Linked DNA regions of Homo sapiens: region 2 is linked to region 1. A link is a loop called in an ENCODE intact Hi-C map of the cell type or tissue named here. Cell type or tissue: B cell. All regions are shown on one strand. Links, peaks and the distances in the headings refer to the core of each region. The heading gives the core; the rest is flanking DNA.

Region 1 (2,500 bases), core at 1-2,500:
GCAACCACACTGGCTCCTTTATGTTCCCCACATGCCAATCAAATGCAGGCCAGGTGCAAGCGGACATCACTTAAAGGTTCGGGTTTTGGAAACAGATAGGCCCCAATTTAAATGGTGCCTCCTCCCTCACTAGCTGTGAGCTTGGACAAGTGCCCTCAACACTCCAGCCTCGGTTTCCTCATCTGGAATATGGGTGTAGGTCAAAGAGGACCTACTTCACGGAAATTTTGGATAGCCCAGAAAATTTCAGACTTGGTGAAATTTGGTGTTTGTCTTGTTTTGGTTTTAAAGATAGCAAACAGCCGAAGGGGGCCAGAAAGGGGCTGGAAGCCCACAGCACGCAGCCCTGGGAGGGCGAGGTGGGCAGAGGGGACAGTGCTTCTGCGGCACAGGGCGGGTGCAGAAATGCAGGACCGGCTCCCGGGGGCAGCAAGAGCCCGGTCAGCCTCCAACCCACCAAAGCCACAGGGGAGGAAGGCCACTTCCACTTGGTGGCCTCCTCCCCTGCCCTGTAGATAGGGACACAGCCCCTGCTTCTCAAGGCGGCCATCGGTGAGGGGCCCACAAGGCGAAGGCCCCGAAGGACTGAGGATACTGTGGGGTGCTGCGGCCTCTAAACAGGAACTGCCCCCCTGGGAGGCACTCACCAGCCACTCCCCGAGGCCCCTGAACCCCAGGAGCCCAGGGGAGGCTCTGGGCCCAGAGCTGCCTGGAATGCCGTGCACCGCCATGGCAACAGGCTGAGGACAGCCATCTTGGAAAGCCCAGAAGGGAGTGGGGGGAGGGAGGGACAGTGACATGTCCTGGCAGGTGCATTGCTGAGGGGACGCAGGGCCCGAGGGGACTCCCCAACATCCCCCTCATCCTCTGCAGAGAGGGCTGCACAAAGGCCTGGCGGCTCCCAGCCCAGGCTAGCCGGGGTCCCCACATGGGGCCATGAGGCACCTCCACAGCCACACAGGCTGGGGGGCATGGCTGGCCCCTGTCCCTCACCCCCAGGCCTTATCCTCCCGGGAGAAATGACCCCTGGGGGGACTCACGCCAGTGAGGGAATCGAGGCCTAGATGCGTGTGGAGCCTGGGGTGGTAGGGGCGGCACCCAGGAGGCCCCAAGGTCCAGCTCTCTCTTGCTCAGCCTCCGTCTCCTCTAAAATCAGAGGCACAGCCACTCAGAGGGCAGAAAGAGGGCAAAGGGGAGCAGGTGCCAGACGCAGGGCGCAGGCAGAGATGAGGCATGGTGGTGACTAAGAAAGCCAGCAGGGGCCAGGGAGGAGGCGGCCCCCCTCGGGCTTTGAGCCAGCCAGCAGGGCCACCAGGAAGAGCCAGAGTCCCAGGCGGCCTGAGCTGGCAATAAATGAAGTGACAGCCCCAGCCCTCAACCCGCTGGTGACACCAGCTTCTTAAAATAACGCCTTGGAACAGGAAGGAAGCAATGACTCAAAGCGGCAGAGAGGTCGGGGCTGCTGGGCACGCCCTCCACCACTGCGCCCGCTCCCAGCCTGGTCCAGTCCCCACAGCTGGGCTGGAGGGGCCGTGCCCCACCATCTCAGTGCCCCCGACCCCTGGTTAGCACCTCTGGTGCTATTTTCATCCTTTCCAATGCAAATTCCTCCAGGAAGGCCACAGGGATCCGTCCCTGCCGAGGGGAGGGGCGTTGGAACTGCAGCTTCTGATGGAAGACACCCTGGGAACTGGACTCTGTGACCCACAGCACCTCAGGCCGTCCCTGGCCCGGGCTTCTGGCACCCAGTTGGTAGACAGGACCCTGCAGAGGGTGCACCATGCAGCTGCCTCTGCTTGGAGGATGCCTGTGGCCACTCGGGCCTGGCAGATCTGTGCAGAACTGGCCGGCCGCTCTCCCAGGGGCTCAGCACACCTCCACGCCTCATCTCTTGCTGTGTGGCCCGGCACAAGGCACTCCTCTCACTGAGCCTCATCCAGAAAATGGGACGGCAACAGCTCTGTGAGGCGTCCTCCCTGTCCCCACTGACTGGCACCAAGCCAGGGGCCTTCAAGAGTCCAAACACTAGATCTTAGCCTCCTGTGCCATCAGCCTTGTGGAAGCCTCTGCTCTGAGATCCCCAAGTGGAAGACAACCCCGTCCCCTTGTCTCCAAAGAACCAGAGAAGACTCACTGTGGGGTCCCTGGTTCCAAAGCTTCTGACACCAGCAGCTGCCCACCCCCATCTGCCCACAGACTCCCACGGACAGGGGCTTCCTCGCCTGTGTTCCTCGGGCCCTAAGACACAGGCCCTTTCCCCCAGGAGGCCCCCGGGGACCAATCAGGAAACGGGAGCGGGAGGACCCGGAAATCTGGAAATGCTTGGGAACTTCATCCAACCCTGCCATCCCTATTTGGCAGAAAAGGAGAAACCGAGGCAAGAGGCAGCTTACTGGTGGAGATGTAAAATGGTACGGCCACTTTTCGGCCACTTTGGAAAACAGTTGGGCAGTTCCTCAAGGGGCTAAACAGGGTTAACAGAGGATCTAGCAATTCCACG
Region 2 (3,992 bases), core at 648-3,147, 260 kb after region 1:
GTTTTGCCATGTTGGCCAGGCTGGTCTAGTACTCCTGGCCTCAGGTGATCCACCTTCCTCGGCCTCCCAAAGTGCTAGGCTTACAGGCGTGAGCCACCTCGCCCAGCACGTAGATTTTTTCTCAATGTGTAACTTTGGCAGCTAGGGTCTCCGTCAGCGTGTTGAGATGCTCGCATTAAGAGGGGCGTGAATTAGCTGGGTGCGGTAGCTCAAGCCTGTAGTCCCAGCACTTTGGGAGGCTGACAGGTGGGAAGATCACTTGAGGCCAGGAGTTCAAGACCAGCCTGGGCAACATAGTGAGACCCCTGTCCCTACAAAAAAAAATTAATTAATTAGCTGGGCATAGCGGCACAAACCTGTGGTCCCAGCTACTTGAGAGGCTGAGGATAGCTTGAACCCAGGAGTTCGAGGCTGCTGTGAGCTACGATCATGCCACTGCACTCCAGGCAGGGTGACAGTGAGACCCTGTATCTAAAAAATTAAATTAAAAAAAAAATTTTTTTTTGAAACAGAATCTCACTCTGTCACCCAGGCTGGAGTGCAGTGTTGCGATCTCAGCTCACTGCCATGTCTGCCTCCCGGGTTCAAGTGATTCTTCTGTCTCAGCCTCCTGAGTAGCGAGATTACAGGCGTCCGCCACCAATGCCCAGCTAATTTTTGTATTTTTAGTAGAGATGGGGTTTCACCATGTTGGCCAGGATGAACTCAAACTCCTAACCTCAAGTGATCTGCCTGCCTCAACCTCCCAAAGTGCTGGGATTTAAAATTATTTTTTATTATAAAAAAGAGGGGCACGAGAGAAGGGACGCAATTGTGGAAACTGCACACTTAGGTCCTCACCCTCACTAGTTGAGCGCAATGGCCTGGCCATTGGCTGGGTATCGAAGTTTCTCTCTCTCCAAAGACGCAGAGTCGAATTAGTGTGAGTGACATGTGTTTGACAGGTGTCCAGCTCATCATGTAGACAGGCCAAGCCTTCCGGCTGGGAAGTGCTAGGCGTGGGGCAGCTCTGCACCCCTGTCTCTGCTCTGCCGCTCGCAAGCTCTGTGACCTTGGGGAATTCACTCAACGTTCCTGAGCCTCCATTTCCTTCTCTGTAGAATGGGGATGACGGCAGCAGTGACATCACAGTTTCGGCGAGAATTCCAAGAGATCGTGTGTGCGCGCGTGCTAGTCATTCATCCCATGCATATTTGTTGAGCCTGACTGTGTATCAGGAAGGGTGGGTCCAGCCGTGACAAAACAGGCACAGCCCCAGGCCTTGGGTGCTTTCTAGGGGGAAGTAGACAAGAAGCCCAAGAAGTCAGCACATGCCGGGGGTGTCAGAAGGTGAGAAGTACTGGGGGTAGCAAAGCAGGGAAGGCAGGAGGAACGGGGAGATGCAGGGCACTCCTGGCACCACCCGGATTCCCCTGCTGGCCCCCTTCCACCCTGAGCACCGCCGGGGGTGACTGCCTTCATCCAAGTGGGAGTGTCTCCCAGGCCACAGCCAGTGACCAAAACAGACTGACACGGGGAGCAGGACGGAGGGGAGGGCAGAAGCCTGGCCCCCTGAGAGGAAGGACTAGGAAAGATTCTGGTGCACAGGCATTCACAGCAGCACCAGTCACAATGGCCAAAAGGTAGGAACAGCCCAAGTGCCCATCAGGAGATGACAAATAACACGAGGGGCGCCTCCATGCAGGGGATATTGTTGAGCCGTGAAGAGGAATGCCACTCCTGTGAACTCAACTTGCTCTGAAAAGTAAAGTCTATTCAAAATGAAAGTGCGGCGGGAAGGAAGGAAATTCTGACTCAGGCTCTAACGTAAATGAACTTTGAAGACACGATGCTAAGTGAAAGTAGCCAGATGCATGATTCCGGTTAAATAAAGTGCCTAGAGCAGGCGGATTCACAGAGACAGACAGTACGTTAGCGCTTACCAGGGGCTGGGGGACGGGAATGACAGTTATTGCTTAATGGGGACAGAGTCTGCTTGGAGTGATGAAAACCTTTCAGAACAGGAGAGTGGTGATGGTCAAGCAACACTGTGAATGTCCTTAATACCACTGAATTGTACCTTTAAAAATGGCTAAAGTGGTACATTTTATGTTATGTGTATTTTACCACAATTGAAAATAAAGCAAGGCTGGATGCAGTGGCTCACGCCTGTAATCCTGGCAGTTTGGGAGGCCAAAGCAGGAAGATTGCTTGAGGCCAGGAGTTAAAGACCAGCCTGGGCAACATAGTGAGACCTAGTCTCTACAAAAAATAAAAAAATTAGCCAGGCACAGTGGTACACTCCTGTAGTCCCAACTACTCAGGAGGCTGAGGCAGGAGAATCGCTTGATCCTTGGAGGTGGAGGCTGCAGTGAGCTGTGATGGTACCATTGCACTCCAGCCTGGGCAAGAGAGTGAAACCCTGTCTCAAAAATAATGCAAAAAACAAAAAACAAAACACACACACACACACACACACACACATCCTGACCCACCTGGCTACAGATGGGACAAACCCTGGTGGAGTTCACATATCAGAGCCCCCCGTGGGTCCAGGCTGAGGCCGCCCTCCCTCCCTCTCCTGTAAAAACCTCTCTCTCTGGCTCTGCTTCTGGGGCCCTGGATCTAGGTCAGGAGGGCTGTGATTTAAAACAAGGTGCCAGGGAGGCCTGGTTGTGGCGGTGAATCCTGAAAGGGAGCCATCAGCAACTTAATGAGAAATAGACGAAACCCTGTTCTCAGCCGGGCGCGGTGGCTCACACCTGTAATCCCGGCACTTTGAGAGGCCAAGGCAGGTGGATCACTTGAGATCAGGAGTTTGAGACCAGCCTGGCAGATGTGGTGAAATCCTGTCTCTATTAAAAATACAAAAATTAGCTGGGTGTAGTGGCGCGTTTCTGTAATCCCAGCTACCCAGGAGGCTGAGGCACGAGAATCACTTGAACCCGGGAGGCGGAGTTTGCAGTGAGCCAAGATCATGCTACTGCACTCCAGCCTGGGCAACAAGAGCGAGACTCCATCTCAAAAAAATAAATAAATAAAATAAAAAAAGAAAGAAAGAAATCCTGTTCCCGAGACAAAGAAAGAAAGACGGAAGAAAGAAGGAAAGAAAGAGAGAGAGAAAGAGAGAAAGAAAGAAAGGAAGGAAAGGAAAGGAAAGGAAAGGAAAGGAAAGGAAAGGAAAGGAAAGGAAAGGAAAGGAAAGGGAAAGAAAGAAAAAGAAAGAAAGAAAGAAAGAGATCCTGTTCCTGAGACAAGGGGACCGAGGTACAGAGAGGAGCTTTGCCTGGGCCACAATTGTACAGGGTGATGGCACAGGGGGCACACGGGGCACAGATTGCAACTCCTGCCTCCCTGTCCCCTTCTCTCCACATGGCAGGCTTGGGCTGGCTGCTTAGGGTTAGAGGCAGAAGCCTCTTTTGCAGGGACCTTCAGAAGTGGCAGAGGATCTGGTTTGAGAGACAACAGACAGGAACAAATGGCTGGAATATTGAGCCTCAGGACATTCCTGCTCTGTGGGCCCTGCCCTGAAGGCCTTGGCTTATTAAACCCATAGATAGCCCACGCCTAACGGGAGCTCTGACCTCACAGACTGTGGCCACCGCGGCCACCATGATCTCGCCTGCTGCTCAGCGTTTGCCTGGGAGCTACCAGGCTCATGTTGCACCCACAGGAGCTGGGAGCCCATTGCAGGGCCCGGCTGGGCGTGGCGGGAAGTCGAATTTTCTTGGTGTCTAGAGAGTGAGTAGTGAGCAGAGGTGTCTCAAGACACACAACTCCAGGTTTCATTATCTGCCCTCGATGCCGGAATAATCACTGTGTACACACAGTGTGGGATCCCAAACAGTGCTGACTGTGTCCCCTGCTCAAAGTGCTGGCTGATGACAGGGATGTTGCATTGAAATAATTATGGCTTCCGCCTGTGAAGAGGTGGGAGGAGAGGAAGAGAGAAGATCCCAGCAGGAGTCGGCAAAGAGAACAATCTGCTTTCTTGCAGAGACAAAGCAGCCACC

What was found. Peaks named below come from ENCODE experiments on the same cell type or tissue, not always from the same donor. Only the 100,000 strongest peaks of a DNase experiment are listed, where the experiment ranks them.
Region 2: it touches region 1 in a loop (14-fold over the local background); 3 of 110 quality-filtered maps call a loop at or near these places.

The regions. Positions count from the first base shown.
Region 1 is chr12:124,452,296-124,454,795 of GRCh38, forward strand. All of the region lies in intron 8 of NCOR2 (nuclear receptor corepressor 2), which reads right to left. Among named protein-coding and RNA genes, the nearest start is that of NCOR2, 110 kb to the right of the region's middle. RefSeq lists enhancers at 667-1,505, 905-964. In B cell, for the core only: a CTCF peak has its summit at 1,267 (motif pointing right); a DNase peak (open chromatin) is centred at 1,396; H3K4me3 peaks cover 1,143 bases; H3K27ac peaks cover 2,360 bases.
Region 2 is chr12:124,712,050-124,716,041 of GRCh38, forward strand. No RefSeq gene overlaps it. Among named protein-coding and RNA genes, the nearest start is that of NCOR2, 150 kb to the left of the region's middle. RefSeq lists enhancers at 792-1,437, 1,438-2,082. In B cell, for the core only: no CTCF peak of the experiment used is centred there; DNase peaks (open chromatin) are centred at 1,242 and 1,792; H3K4me3 peaks cover 1,013 bases; H3K27ac peaks cover 1,029 bases.